Regions from separate parts of the Homo sapiens genome. Here region 1 is linked to region 2. The links are chromatin loops, found by intact Hi-C in ENCODE. Cell type or tissue: upper lobe of right lung. All regions are shown on one strand.

Region 1 (8,000 bases), 190 kb before region 2:
ATCTCTGCCTCCTGGGCTCAGGTGATTCTCCTGCCTCAGCCTCCTGAGTAGCTGGGATTACAGGCATGTGCCACCACACCCAGCTAATTTTTGTATTTTTTGTAAAGATGGGGCTTCTCAATGTTGGTCAGGTTGGTCTTGAACTCCTGACCTGAAGTGATCCACCTGCCTCGGCCTCCCAAAATGCTGTGATTACAGGTGTGAGCCACCGTGCTGAGCCTGCAACATTATTTTAAAGTGAGAAATACACTGTGTAGGTTCCTTTTCAGTGGACACATGAATAACTCCACTAACTCGCTCTACTAACATGAGTAACTCTTTTTATCTTTGCCAGAATCTTGATTGAAAGGGGCATAAATGTTTTCTCTGTTACTATTTCCTCCTTGCACTTTGACTAGGTTTTGCAGCCACTCTTGATGATGACAAACCTTGGTACTCCATTTTTCCCATTGACAATGAGGATCTGGTATATGGACGCTGGGAGGACAATATCATTTGGGATGCTCAGGCCATGCCCCGGCTGTTGGAACCTCCTGTTTTGACACTTGATCCCAATGATGAGAACCTCATTTTGGGTATATTACTGGCAGAGGCCAGTGTTTCTTCTCCTTTGAAAACTTGCTGTTAATGTCAACGGGCAGGAGGAAATCAGAAGGGTTGGAGATGATTAGGACTAGAAACCTGTAGGTAGCGGCTTGAGAGAGCGAAGTTTTGGCTGTTAGTTTATATTATTTGTGTATATGCTTAGGGAACACTCACGTAGGAATGTTGGAAAGTTGCAACTTTGAGATGTCAAGAGCATAGTTTGTTCCGTTAGTGAATCATGGACTCGAAACTTCTAGGTAGCAGTTTGAGAGAGCAAAATTGTGGCAGTTAGTTTTTATTATTTGTGTATTCCCTAGGGAAAACTCATGTAGGACTGTCGGAAAGTAGTACCTTTGAGATGTCAAGCGTGTAGTTCACTTAGTGAATCATGTACTAGAAGTGATTTGGGATGGGATGAAAAGATACAGGTGTAGTTCAGTTAGTAAATCGTGGACTAGAAGTTACCTGGGGGGGGGTGGGATGAAAGGTCTAGTTAAGACCTTCACTGGAACATCCGTCACCTTAAAGAAGAAAACTGGATACTTGTCTGTAGGAAAGGTGAATCTTCAGGGAGAGCAACTCAAGTGATTTTTGTTTTATTCTCAGAAATTCCTGATGAGAAGGAAGAGGCCACCTCTAACTCCCCCTCCAAGGAGAGTAAGAAGGAATCATCTCTGAAGAAGAGTCGAATTCTCTTAGGGAAAACAGGAGTCATCAAGGAGGAACCACAGCAGGTGTGTGAAGAAAAAAGGGGCTTGGTGTTTAGAAGAACAAAGAAAGGTAATAGAGAAGGATAGTCTGACCGAGATTTGTTTGATTATCTATCATTAGAACATGTCTCAGCCAGAAGTGAAAGATCCATGGAATCTCTCCAATGATGAGTATTATTATCCCAAGCAACAGGGTCTTCGAGGCACCTTTGGAGGGAATATTATCCAGGTACAAATAGTGTCTTTTCTGTGATAGAGGAGAACCCCATGGCTTTGTTCTGACGGAGGATATGGGAAAATCTTGCTTAGGATGGAATTAGCTAATTTTAACCCTTCTATTTCCTGTTTTAGCATTCAATTCCTGCTGTGGAATTACGGCAGCCCTTCTTTCCCACCCACATGGGGCCCATCAAACTCCGGCAGTTCCATCGCCCACCTCTGAAAAAGTACTCATTTGGTGCACTTTCTCAGCCAGGTCCCCACTCAGTCCAACCTTTGCTAAAGCACATCAAAAAAAAGGCCAAGGTATAATTGAATTCTGGTTAGAAAACAGCTATAAAGGATATTGGGGTATAAATTAAGGGAATGTACCAGGTATTAGATTGTATTAGGGAATTGGTTATTTTCTCAGATGTGATAGAATGTTATTTTGGTTATTTAGGAGAATGTCTTTATTGTTAGGTGATGCATGTGAAAATATTTAAAGGTGAGGTGTCAGAATGACTGCATCTTTCAAAAACTGTCCAGCAAAGTCTATAGAAAGATAAAAGTTTAAAAAAATGGCGAAATATAAACAGCGACGTGGGATAATAAGTGTTCATAGTACAGTCGTCCTTCGTTATCTCTGGGAGATTGGTTCTAGGACCTTCTCTGGATACCAAAATCTTTAGATGTTCCAGTTTCTGATAAAATAGCATAATATTTGCACATAACCTATGCACATCCTCTCCTATAGTTTAAATCACCTCTAGATTACTTATAATACCTACTCCAATGTAAATGCTATGTGAATAGTTGTTAACACTGTTATTGGTTAGGGAATAATGACAAGAAAAGTCTGTACCTGTTCAGCACAGATGCACTTGTATTTTCTGAATATTTTCTATCTATGGTTGGTTGAAATCACGGATGCAGAACCCATACATGGATATGGAGGGCCGACTGTACTATTCTTTGAACTTTACAGTATGTTTGAAAATTTTGATTATGAAATTGGAAAATAGGTAAAATGTTTTTGGTGTGTTTGTCTCAGATTGAACAACGTCATTGTGTGTAGTAGTGTCCTGTCAGGAGCTAGATGGTATTTTCTTTGTTCTGGACAGATGAGAGAACAAGAGAGGCAAGCTTCAGGTGGTGGAGAGATGTTTTTTATGCGCACACCTCAGGACCTCACAGGCAAAGATGGTGATCTTATTCTTGCAGAATATAGTGAGGAAAATGGACCCTTAATGATGCAGGTTGGCATGGCAACCAAGATAAAGAACTATTATAAACGGGTGAGTCTCTGCTCAGAAAATTTTTTTCCCATACATAATTCTGCTTATGCTTCCATAAACTTTTATGTACAAACTTTTTGTTATTAACATAGCTGTAGTGAGACAAACTGCAAACTTACATACAAATTTTTTATTATTAACGTAGCTGTAGTTAGAGATCTACTGGTAATCTGTGAACATATACCATAAATTTCTTGGGAGAAAGGAGTGGTACCTTTTTTTGTAGTTATAACATGTTGAGCATCTCAAATCTCAAAATTCGAAATCAAAATCCAAAACTTTTTTTTTTTTTTTGAGACTGAATCTTGCTCTTTTGCCAGGCTGGAGTGCAGTGGCATGATCTCCACTCACTGCAACCTCCACCTCCTGGGTTTGGGCAATTCTTCTGCCTCAGCCTCCTGAGTAGCTGGACTACAGGCGTGTGCCACCACACCCAGCTAATTTTTGTATTTTTAGTAGAGACAGGGTTTCATCATGTTGGCCAGGATGGTCTCGATCTCTTAACCTCGTGATCTGCCCGTCTTGGCCTTCCAAAGTGCTGAGATACAGGTATGAGCCACCATGCCCGGCCAATCCTAAACTTTTTGAGCACTATGATGATACTCAAATGCTCATTGGAGCATTTTGGATTTCCAGATTTGGGATGCCCAACTGGTAAGTATAATGCAACTATTCCAAAATCCGAAACACTTCTGGTCACAAGCATTTTGGATGAGGGATACTCAACCTGTATTAGTAAAGTGCTATGGTCATATTGTGTAGGATTATTGATATATTCTAAATAACTGGGTCTTCTGTGTTCCTTATAGAAACCTGGAAAAGATCCTGGAGCACCAGATTGTAAATATGGGGAAACTGTTTACTGCCATACATCTCCTTTCCTGGGTTCTCTCCATCCTGGCCAATTGCTGCAAGTGAGGAATTCTTTCCTGTTTTTACTGTTAACTAAGGAAATTGATAAATGAGGAACCAGTCAGCTCAGAAAGAACTATTATAATTCTAGTTGATTGAGATGCTTTAATTTTAAGTACAAAGAAAATAAGTATAATCCAAAAATGTTTTAAAGAAATCTTTTTCTTAAAACTGGCTGTGAATTGTGTTATTCTCAGGCTAAATGTAAAATAGGTTTTTAAAAATACACACTGGTAAGCTCAGTAACATCTGGGAAGCATAAGGAAGTCAACCTAGGATGAATTTACTATAAATTTACTATAATTTATGAATATTTAATTTTTGTGTATAAAATTGATAACATTTTGATCACATTAGCTGTGGTTATTGTGAATATTGAACCACACCTGAACTGTGCCATCTACAGTCCCCAGCCATAGTGAAATGCTTTTTTTTTCCCTCCTTTGTTCTAATGGGTGTAAAGAGGCTCTCTTATAACAGCTTTTATATATTCAAGGGGGGAAGTATGATGGTCCACAAATGATGTGGAAAATCTCTAGCACTCTCCCATCTTGTTTTTTTTCTCCATTTCATTTCTCTTGGCAATCTTAACCATTTGTCCTACTCTTATACCTAGTTTATTCTACTGTTGTTGTTGTTTATTCTCCTAAAGCATCTGCAAAGCTCAGTTTTTTTCTTTATCCTTTACATTCATAGTCTATTGCTAACCGGATGTTTAGTATCATCTTTGTATTGTTCTTCTCCTTTCCCTGGAACTTTCTGTTGAGGTTTTCTACCAATTCAGCCTCTTCTTTTGTGGCTACTTTTGTAGTCTCTTAAAGATCTTTTTCTGGCCGAGCGTGGTGGCTCACGCCTGTTAATCCCAGCACTTTGGGAGGCCGAGGTGGGCGAATCACCTGAGGTCAGGAGTTCGAGACCAGTCTGACCAACATGGAGAAACTCTGCCTCTACTCAAAATACAAAATTAGCCGGGCATGGTGGCACATGCCTGTAATCCCAGCTACTCGGGAGGCCGAGGCAGGAGAATCACTTGAACCCGGGAGGTGGAGGTTGCAGTGAGCCGAGATCGCGCCATTGCACTCCAGCCTGGGCAACAAGAGCGAAACTCCATCTCAAAAAAAAAAAAAAAAGATCTTTTTCTGTATTCTTCTGTAATTCTTTTTCTGCCTATATTTCACATGTAGAATTTTCTTTCCACACTCAGTGATGGTCTTCCCTCTTTCTGTCTACTCTTCTGATTTTCGGGGAAGGCTTTCCTTAGACTCAGGCTTCTTGTGACAGTTTATCCCTATCTTGCCTCTACTTAAACTGGCTCAAATGTTTCTGTTCAGCTGTCCTCTGTCCTACTGTCTTGTGTTTTCCTTTTGTTTTTTCCCAGCCTATTCTGTCTAGCACTCTTTCTACCTCATTGGTTGTTTTATGATTTATTTGTTTGGAGATAGGGTCTGGCTCTGTGACCCAGGCTGGAGTGCAGTGGCACGATCTTGGCTCACTGCAACTTCTGCCTCCTGGGCTCAAGCCATCCTCCTACCTCAGCCTCCCAAGTAGATGGGACAATAGGCGCACGCCACCACATCCAGCTAATTATTGTATTTTCTGTAGAGATGGGGTTTTGTCATGTTGCCGAGGCTGGTCTTGAACTCCTGAGGTAAAGTGATCTACCTGCCTCGGCTTCCCAAAGTGCTGAGATTACAGGCATGAGTCACTGTGCCCGGCGTTGTTTTGTTTTTTAATTAGTTTAATAATTTATTCAACAAATGTTGCTCTCACACGTTGTGTGTTGGGCTACACTGGGGTCTAGGGTAGTAGTATAGTACTTGGTACATTATGAAGTGATTTTCATATGTAATCTTCATAGCAGTCCTGTGAGGTATAGGCATTTTTAAGTATCTCTGTTTTGTAGATGAGGAAAACTAAACTTAGACATGTTAAATAGCTTAAATAGACATGTTAAATCATAGAGGTAATGGCAGAGCTAGCATCATCTGAATTCACATCCTGTATTTTCTCCCCTACTGACTCTGAAAGATAGTGGATGAAAAATTGTTTAGTCACATTTGATAATCTATATTTTAATTTATTTGTATTACTGGATAGACCTTAGATGGCGTAATTAAGATGGAGAGCAATAAGCTTGGTATTTCTTTCTCAGCAGTTGACTGAATTTCCTAGGGCTACTCTGTATATAATTTTTGTGTTTTTACTTTTGTTAGGCATTTGAGAACAACCTTTTTCGTGCTCCAATTTATCTTCATAAGATGCCAGAAACTGATTTCTTGATCATTCGGACAAGACAGGGTTACTATATTCGGGAATTAGTGGATATTTTTGTGGTTGGCCAGCAGTGTCCCTTGTTTGAAGTTCCTGGGCCTAACTCCAAAAGGGCCAATACGCATATTCGAGACTTTCTACAGGTAAGAATGGGAGGATAGGGAGGGGATTGGGTTGTATACAGAAAGGGTATGTTGGGGCCGGGCATGGCGGCTCATGGCTGTAATCCCAGCACTTTGGGAGGCCGCGGTGAATGGATCACTTGAGGTCAGGAGTTCGAGACCAGCCTGACCATCATGGTGAAACCCTGTCTCTACTAAAAATACAAAAATTAGCTGGGCGTGGTGGCTCACGCCTGTGATCCCAGCACTTTGGAAGGCCGAGGTGGGCGGATCACCTGAGGTTGGGAGTTTGAGACCAGCCTGACCAACATGGAGAAACCCCGTCTCTACTAAAAATACAAAATTAGCCAGGCGTGGTGGCACATGCCTGTAATCCCAGCTACTCAGGAGGCTGAGGCAGGAGAATCGCTTGAACCTAGGAGGCGGAGGTTGCAGTGAGCCGAGATCGCACCACTGCACTCCAGCCTGGGCAACAAGAGTGAAACTCAGTCTCAAAAAAAAAAAAAAAATTTAGCCAGGCATGGTGGCGCACGCCTATGGTCCCAGCTACTCTGGAGGCTGAGGCAGGAAAATCACTGGAGCCCGGGAGGCAGAGGTTGCAGTGAGCTGAGATCAAGGCACTGCACTCTACTCTGGGTGACAGAGCGAGACTCCGTCTCAGAAAAAGTAGGCTGTGTGGGTTTGGGAGCACATCGGGAAAGATGAAAATACATTAGAGCTTAGCAAAGGAAGAGGCCCTAGTGAGGACTTTTATCCTTTTCTTTGCCAAATAAAATACACTTGGTTTGTTGGGCAGGTTTTTATTTACCGCCTTTTCTGGAAAAGTAAAGATCGGCCACGGAGGATACGAATGGAAGATATAAAAAAAGCCTTTCCTTCCCATTCAGAAAGCAGCATCCGGAAGAGGCTAAAGCTCTGCGCTGACTTCAAACGCACAGGTCGTCTGTTGTGACTAGTTATTTGTCTGCCTTTTTCCAAGAAAAGAATTTTGATGGCTTTGAGTTAAAGGATAAGCATATAGTTAATAAAATAGAAATTGATGGCTGTTGAAAGGAGGTAGCAGATCTTCTAACACTCTGGTTGCTTTTTTGAATTTGGCTGCCAGGAAGTTTAATGTGATTGTTGGATATCTTCTATGAGTTGTAGGAAACTTAGCAGCTGGGGTTTTCTTGGCCAGTCATGCCAACTGTGGCTAGGCCTGTTACAGTTTTGGTTTGCTGTCCCTGTTGCTGTCAATAAATATCAGGGCCTTTGGAATTCAGAATGGTCTCATTCTCTATGTATATGTCTTTTCCAGGGATGGACTCAAACTGGTGGGTGCTTAAGTCTGATTTTCGTTTACCAACGGAAGAAGAGATCAGAGCTATGGTGTCACCAGAGCAGTGCTGTGCTTATTATAGCATGATAGCTGCAGAGCAACGACTGAAGGTGAACACCTTCCTCTTAGACACCACTTATGCCTGTGGTTTTTTGTTTTTTTTTTTCTTCCCCCCAGAGAGATGAGAGAGAAGATTCTTTCTCTGACTGGCTTAGGGAGGATGGTTTACTAGATTATTACCAATTACTAAAAAGTTCAATTTGTATAAAGTACTTCTACGTACATCAGTTCTGGAGAAAAACTATAGTGTAGCTAAGTATCAGTGGGAAGGCATAATGAGGAACTTTGGGCATATTGTTTTGCTTTGAAAATGGTGACTGGGTGACTTTAATCTCTTCTTTGCAAGATAAGCATATAAGCAGGGAAAGTACTTGTCAGCCTCTCAGGTAGGCAGAGATGATGATGGTGCTGAATGTGTGGTTTAGAGAAGCACAGAATTCTTATAAGGCCAAAAGAGAAAAGGTCCAGCTGAGGTGTGACAGCACAGCTCTGTCCCACTGAGTTAATGAGACTCAGTTATTGAGCA
Region 2 (8,000 bases):
ACCCCCATGGTGACTATGCCAGGTAAGTTGCTGATAAATCACTGGAATCTTCCTTGTTCCTTTGAAAATCTCCGTTTGGGGGAGAAACTTCCAGGTGAAATTATATGTACTAGGAGCAACATTAAAGGAAAGGTGATAGAAAGTGAGACTTGTTCTCACTTCATTCTCTTCATCTGCGTTGTGTGGAGGCTTAACATAAATAACATTAACTCTGTGCTGTTTTACGTTCTCAGATGTGCAGTTGTTATCTTTTGTATTACAGGAGAGACTCTTGCTTCTCGAGTTGCAGCATCCCAGCTCACTTGCTTAGGTTGTCTTGAGCTTATTGCTAAAAACAGACAAGAATATGAAGACATAGCTGTGAAGCTGGGAACTGATCTAGAATAGTAAGTAAACTTTTCCTTGAACAAATTATTTGGTAAAGTAGAGAGAATATAGCTGTTATAAAATGAAACCATAAAATAAGTGTAATATAAAATAGGTGAACTAGTTGTATGCCCTCTGGATGGGAGAAGTACTTCTAAACTCTTAGAAATGAAGTGATCAATAGGTTTTACTATGTAAAAAGTAAATGGCTGAATAAAAAATATTCAAGAAAATTAAAAAGCAAACGAGGGGAAAAAATCTTTTGTCTCAGATAACAAAGTATTAATTACCTGGCAATGTAAAGACTGCAGAACATTTAAATTTTATAATCCCCTAATAGGAAAGTAAAAATGGAAATGACCAGACACCTCACTGAAGTGGAAATACAAAAGGTTAACAAGAAAGTGTTTCAGGCTCTGTAGTAGAAATGCCAATTAAAATGGAATTGAGGCTGGGTGTGGTGGCTTATGCCTGTAATCTCAGCACTTTGGGAGGCTTAGGCGGGCGGATCACTTGAGATCAGGAGTTCGAGACCAGCCTGGCCAACATGGTGAAACCCTGTTTCTACTAAAAATACAAAAATTAGTTGGGTGTGGTGGCATGTGCCTGTAGTCCCAGCTACTCAGGAGGCTGAGGCAGGAGAATCGCTTGAACCCGGGAGGCAGAGGTTGCAGTGAGCCGAGATCGCACCATTGCACTCCAGCCTGGGTGACATAGTGAGACTCTATCTCAAAAACAAAAACAAAAACAAAAACAAACAAACAAAAAAAAAACCAAACAAACAAAAAAAACCAAAAAAAGAACCTGAGGTATATCCATTATTTGCCTATACAATAAAAAGATTTTTTGTATCAGTGAGGTAGCATTGAGGACTAGCCTTTTTATGCATTGGTGAATAAATTGGTACAGCCCTTCCTCAGAGTTTTTAGAGCCTTAAAAGTTAGATCTTTGGGCCAGGTGCGGTGGCTCACGCCTGTAATCCCAGCACTTTGGGAGGGCGAGGTGGGCGGATCACGAGGTCAGGAGATGGAGACCATCCTGGCTAACACGGTGAAACCCCCCTCTACTAAAAATACAAAAAATTAGCCAGGCATGGTGGCGGGCGTCTGTAGTCCCAGCTACTTGGGAGGCTGAGGCAGGAGAATGGCATGAGCCCAGGAGACGGAGCTTGCAGTGAGCTGAGATTGCGTCACTGCACTCCAGCCTGGGCAACAGAGCGAGACTCTGTCTCAAAAGAAAAAGTTAGATCTTTGACCCTAATACTGTCACTTCTTCACTACGGTCGGTGTAAGAAATAAACAAAGCATAACTTAAATGCCTGAAAATGAGTAGGAATTAGAGGGGTGATGCTTAGATGAGGAGGATTTATCCATACAATAAACTAGTATTTCTTTCATTCTTTTATTTTTTTTGAGATAGGATTTTACTCTGTTGCCTAGGTTGGAATGCAGTGGGGTGATCTTGGCTCACTGCAGCCTCCACGTCCTGGGCTCAGGTGATCCTCCCACCTCAGCCACCTGAGTAGCAGGGACCATAGGACTATAGGTACATGCCACCATGTCCCATGCCTGGCTAATTTTTAAATTTTTTTGTAGAGATTAAGTTTCAATATGTTGCCCAGGCTGGATATTTCTTTTTTCTTTTCCTTTTTTTTTTCTGGACGGAGTCTCGCTCTGTCGCCCAGGCTGGAGTGCAGTGGCGCGATCTCGGCTCACTGCAACCTCCACCTCCCGGGTTCAAGCAATTCTCCTGCTTCAGCCTCCCGAGTAGCTGGGACTACAGGTGCACGCCACCACGCCCGGCTAATTTTTGTATTTTTAGTAGAGACGGGGTTTCACCATGTTGGCCAGGCTGGTCTTGAACTCCTGACCTCGTGATCCACCCACCTTGGCCTCCCAAAGTGCTGCGATTACAGGAGTGAGCCACTGTGCCTGGCGTTTTTTTTTTTTTTTTTTTTTTTTTTGGAGACAGCCTCGCACTGTTGCCCGGGCTGAAGTGCAATGGCACGATCTCGGCTCACTGCAACCTCTGCCTCCCGGGTTCAAGCGATTCTCCTGCCTCAGCCTCCTGAGTAGCTGGGATTACAGGCATCCACCACCACATCCAGCTAATTTTTGTATTTTTAGTGGAGGCTGGATTTCACTATGCTGGCCAGGCTGGTCTCGAACTCCTGACCTCGTGATCCACCCACCTTGGCCTCCCAAAGTGCTGGGATTACAGGCATAAGCCACCGTGCCTGACGGGTATTTCTTAAATGAGGTTTTTCTTTCGGTATAATGGGTGATGTTTTTTCTTTGTGTTTTTCTGAGAAGTAGCATATTACATAATAATTAAAGAAACATACTTTTTGAGTCAGACTACCTGAGTGAACCCAAGCTCTCCTACTTATGAGTTTTGAGACTTTGGGCAAATAAATCTCTGTGTTGTGCCTTGGTTTCTTCTTCTGCAAAATGGAGCATAATGCTAGTGCCTACTTTGCAGAGATGATGTGAGGATTAAAAAAGGCATTCCATGTAAAGTACTTAGAATAGTTGTTGGTATCTGGTAAACATTCAGCAGATGTTAGCTACTTATTATTTTCAGAATTTCCTCCATAGAACATCACATACGTCTAAGAAAAGTGAGAAATTTGAACCCAGGCATTAAAAAAAAAATAAGATTCATGTCCATTAGCCCAGAGATAACTATAGTAAAAAATGTAGTGCGTTTTATTTTCAGACAGGGTCTCACTCTGTTAACTCAGGCTGGAGTGCAGTGGCATGATCACGGCTCACTGCAACCTCTGCCTCCTGGGATCGAGTGATCCTCCCACCTTAGCCTTCCAGTAGCTGGGACTACAGGCACATGCCACCATGCCTGGCTTTTTTTTTTTTTTAATTTAATATTTTGTGGAGACAGGGTCTCACCAATATTGCCCAGGCTGGTAACTCCTGGGCCCAAGCAGTCCACCCACCTCGGCCTCCCAAAGTGGCGGGATTACAGGCGCGTGAGACACTGCACCCAGCCTGTGGTGCATTTTAAAATTTTTATTAGACTCTTTGGTACTTAGTTTGGTTCATACAATGCTTTTCCTCAACATTTTTGTTCTCAAAATTTTTAATTTTATAATAAACACATCTATACCTACTGCTTAGAATCTACCATTAGCATTTTACTATTCTTGCTTTATTACATATCTATTCATCCATTTATTCCCTTTATTCATCTGCCAATCCATCTTATTGGACACATTTTGAAATAAATTGCAGACATCAGTACACTTCTCCTTAAATACTTAAGATTGGCTGTCATTAACTGGAGTTCAGTACACATATATTTTTTTGAGGTAGGGTCTCCCTCTGTTTCCCAGGCTGGAGTACAGTGATACGATCTCCGCTCACTGCAACTTCCGCCTCCCGGGCTCAAGCAGTCTTCCCCTCAAACTCCTGAATAGCTGGAAATACAAGCATGAGCCACCACACCTAGCTAATTTTTGTATTTTTAGTAGAGGCAGGGTTTTGGCAGGTTGCCCAGGCTGGTCTCAAACTCCTGACCTCAAGTGATCCACCTGCCTTGGCCTCCTGAAGTGTTGGGATTACAGGCGTGAGCCACTGCGCCTGGCCATTTTTTTCTTTTGAGGCGGAAGTTATATACAGTGAAATACACAAATATTCAGTGAGTTTTGAGAAATAACCCTTTTTTTTTTCGTTTTGAAACGGAGTCTTGCTCTGTCGCCCAAGTTGGAGTGCAGTGGTGTGATCTTGGCTCACTGCAGCCTCTGCCTCCTGGGTTCAAGCGATTCTCCTGCCTCAGCCTCTTGAGTAGCTGGGACTACAGGCACGTACCACCACACCCGGCTAATTTTTCATATTTTTAGTAGAGATGGGGTTTCACCGTGTTAGCCAGGATGGTCTTGATCTCCTGACCTTGTGATCCACCTGCCTCGGCCTCCCAAAGTGCTGGGATTACAGGTGTGAGCCACAGTGCCCAACCGAGAAATACCTTTGTAACCCAAATTCCTATGAAGACAAAAAACATTATCACTCCAGAGAGTTTCTTCATGCTCCTTATCAGTCAGTCTTTTTCACCAACCCCCAGAGACAACCACTGTTCTGGAGGGTTTTTTTCCCTTCCATAAATTAGTTTTGCTTTTCTAGAATTTTATCCAAATGGAACTATGTCAATATGCACTCTAAAGGCTTCTTTCATCAAGTTTATTTCTTTTGCTGAGTAGTATTTCACTGTATGAATGCACTACAGTTTATTTTCCTATTGGCATAGAATTTTAAAAAAATAGAGTGCACAGGTCTTTCTCTTTGGAGGGTAGCATTAATATGGACATGGTTGTATTGAGACCAACAGATATGCACAACCATTTTACTGCTTCTGTCACAACAAACATTAAAACAAAGTTGGGCGTGGTGGCGCATGCCTATAATCCCGGCGCTTTAAGAGGCTGAGGGAGGAGGATTGCTTGAGCCCAGGAGTTCGAGACCAGCCTGGACAACATGGCGAGACCCCATCTCTACAAAAAATACAAAAATAGCTGAGTGTGGTGATGCGTGCCTGTAGTCTCAGCTTCCCGGGAGGCTGGGGCAGGAGGATTGCTTGAGCTAAGGAGGTTCAGTCTGCAGTGAGCCATCATCGTTCCATTGCACTCCAGCCTGGGCAACAGAGTGAGACTCTATTTCAAAAATTAAAAGAAAATAAATAAAAATTATTGCTTTTAAAAATGCACAGAAATGTTCTGGCTTCTGGTTCTAAAGTATTTATCCCTTCATCTAAGAATAATCTCATGAAAAATATATTCAAAAGGGAAGTAGAAATCTTTTCCCCTGTGTTTCCTGAAGAATCAATTACTTCTTTTTTATTTTTCTGAACAGAACCATACTCTTGGTGATATTAGCAATTTTTAAAAATCTGAACTCAGTTCAGGTACAAGTGGAAAATTACGAGAGTAGACTTATTGTATTTCTTTTCCCCTTGAGTGGTTTTCTGTTTCATCAAAATGACCATAAATCGAATACTTCATCTTATGTTTATGCTTTAACTTTTGTAAATGATGCTTCAATGAATATCTTTGCATGGTCCTGTATGTTTTTGCATCTGATTATTTCTTTTTAATAGATTTTAAAGTGTTACTGTTAGGCCAGAGGGTTATGAACATTTAAGGTTAATACATACTTGCTAAATTGCTTACCAAAAAGGTAAGCAACAGTACATAGGAATAGTCATGTGCCGTTGTCAATTCTTGTTATTTTAAAGGTAGAAACAAGACGAAATGGAGAACGCGTGGTATCCCTTGGATATACTTGTTTAGGAAAGAACTAAGTTTTTTCAGAGTATATGGAGTTGAGCTCATTTCAGTGTTAGCATTATGCAAGATGTGACCCTTCCCTTTTTAGCACGAAGCCAATCAAGAAATGAGATAGCGTAGAGTTTGGTCATGCATTTTTTGCCACAAATGCGACTAGGTATTTATAGGGTGTGTTTCTGAGTTTCTGCTCTGATTTGTAAACTGGGTTCTTGTTTTTTATTACCCAGCCTGAAGAAAGTTCGTGGCAAAGTCTGGAAGCAAAGAATATCTAGCCCTCTGTTCAACACCAAACAATACACAATGGAACTAGAGCGGCTCTATCTACAGATGTGGGAGCATTATGCAGCTGGCAACAAACCTGACCACATGATTAAGCCTGTTGAAGTCACTGAGTCAGCATAAATAAAGACTGCACAGGAGAATTACCCCTATACCTGAGCCTCAACCTTCTGGGGGAAAGGGAACTAGATAACATACTTCTTACTTGTCTGTACAGTACCTTGTTGCAGATGGGTGATATATAATGGTAATAGAATAGCACAGCCAGACTTGCTTCCTGCATGGTAGGGAGAGACACAAAAGATGGGAAACTGCTTTTCCACAAGGAATCTCCGTAGAATTTTGCGGCGACCAGATGGTGCATAGGTCTGGAAGGTCTGATCTCCCTTGGTCTTCCATGGGATGGTTAGTGTGGAGGGGAGATATAGATTGTCCGGCCGCTTTGTGATTCCATGGATTGATTCAGTCTTCTGGATTTTTTTTTCTTTATATTTTGGGTACTGGAGCTTTTAAAAATGTTTGGTTTCAGGTATTTTTATTCATGTGAAGTGTATATGATTCTCTTGAGATAAGGTTTTAAGCTAAAATGTTACTCCCTGTTTTAGTTTCTGAACTCTGACAGATTGACAGGGACTTTGCTGGTGTAGTCTTTTTATAGGTTTTATAAACCACTTGAGCCTATATCAGTCGTTTTAGTGTCTGACCTAATATTTGGAGCTATCAGTGCTTTGTTGATTTAGATGATGACTCAAGATTTTTTCTGGTCCATTTCCCATTTCCTTTTCTTCCCTGACCCCCATACCCTCACCCTTAAAATTCTCCTGTAACTCAACTAACAAAATCAAGCCTGATTCAAAACATCCTAGGGTGTTTTAAACACACCATCTGGTGCCAAATGAAGATTTTTAGGAGTGATTACTAATTATCAAGGGCACAGTTGTGGTACTGTCATTGATAATAATATAGTTTTTTTTTTTTTCCTAATTTTGACCTGTTTCACCAGTGTTTTACCCTTGACTGCCCCTTCTATGCTGCTTCCAAAAGTGATAGTGTGTGTAAGATTTTTACCTTCCTTTCTAAAGTTTTTTTTTTTTTTTTTTAAGTGAGTCCTGTTCTTCCTATTTCTTTCAGCAGAAATGAAATCCCAGGTAAGTATAAGTATTCAAGTATTTGATCAGTAAGTCACAGTTATCTCCAGTGCATTAAATAACCTTCATCAAGAAATAGGTTATAGGTAAAATCTCTGAAGGATCATCTATGTATTCAAGTAATTATTTTTTAGATAATAACTGTCTTCTGGACTTGGTCTTGAAGTCTGTACAGATTCAGCCTCAGTAGTAGCGAACTGCACTGCTGTTTGGTTTGGAGTACAAATTAGACTTATAGTCCTCCTGGAACTTGAGTTATTAAAATCATAGGAATAAAATTATGGGATCTCAACAAAGGGTCGAGGGTTTGAGGCTTAAACAAGCCAACATATGAATATATGTTTTGTCTCGCTATACTGCACTTACGCTATCCAGTTGCAGGTAATTTTTTGTCTGCTAGTAGTGTTCTAGATTATGTCTTTCCAAAGCGCTGAGGCTGTGCACCTATTCTGTAGTTGCAGCTGATGCCTGAATGTATCCTAGCTGACAAATTATTGATTAATAAGAACTTGAATTTCTGGAAGATTCTTACTGTTAACCAAATTTTGAGCAAGGAGTCTCAAAGGTAATTCTGAACCAGAATTACATGTTAATGAACAGTGTACCTTTTAACAGTGTAAATCACGGAATATCCGTGAAGGGATTTCTTAATTTATTTTTTACCGGTTGATTGAAATATCAGTTAAAGGTTGCCAGCATGGTTGCAGATAAACTGATGTTTGAAATTCGCTGAAATACTTAATGTGGAATAGGATAATATACTTCCAATGCCCTCAAGGCTGTGACCTTACAGCCATTTTACATAGCACATCATTCCTCCTATAGGGATGAACTTTTTCCTGGCACGAAAAGTAGCCGCTCTGGTTGAAGCTTTGCTTATTGTAACAGGCTTTTATTTCCAGGTAATATGT

What was found. A loop is a pair of places that touch in the nucleus more often than their neighbours do. Peaks named below come from ENCODE experiments on the same cell type or tissue, not always from the same donor. Only the 100,000 strongest peaks of a DNase experiment are listed, where the experiment ranks them.
Region 1: it touches region 2 in a loop (4-fold over the local background); 20 of 110 quality-filtered maps call a loop at or near these places.

What each region holds. Positions count from the first base shown.
Region 1 is chrX:71,381,345-71,389,344 of GRCh38, forward strand. TAF1 (TATA-box binding protein associated factor 1) reads left to right here. Exons shown (of 38, transcript NM_004606.5): 9 at 399-575; 10 at 1,192-1,319; 11 at 1,417-1,524; 12 at 1,647-1,820; 13 at 2,618-2,791; 14 at 3,601-3,705; 15 at 5,917-6,117; 16 at 6,893-7,034; 17 at 7,394-7,524. Among named protein-coding and RNA genes, the nearest start is that of TAF1, 19 kb to the left of the region's middle. In upper lobe of right lung, no CTCF peak of the experiment used is centred here; no DNase peak of the experiment used is centred here.
Region 2 is chrX:71,567,731-71,575,730 of GRCh38, forward strand. It overlaps OGT (O-linked N-acetylglucosamine (GlcNAc) transferase), which reads left to right. Exons shown (of 22, transcript NM_181672.3): 20 at 1-22; 21 at 263-386; 22 at 5,890-8,000. The coding sequence ends at 6,064. Among named protein-coding and RNA genes, the nearest start is that of GCNA, 6.7 kb to the right of the region's middle. In upper lobe of right lung, no CTCF peak of the experiment used is centred here; a DNase peak (open chromatin) is centred at 3,871.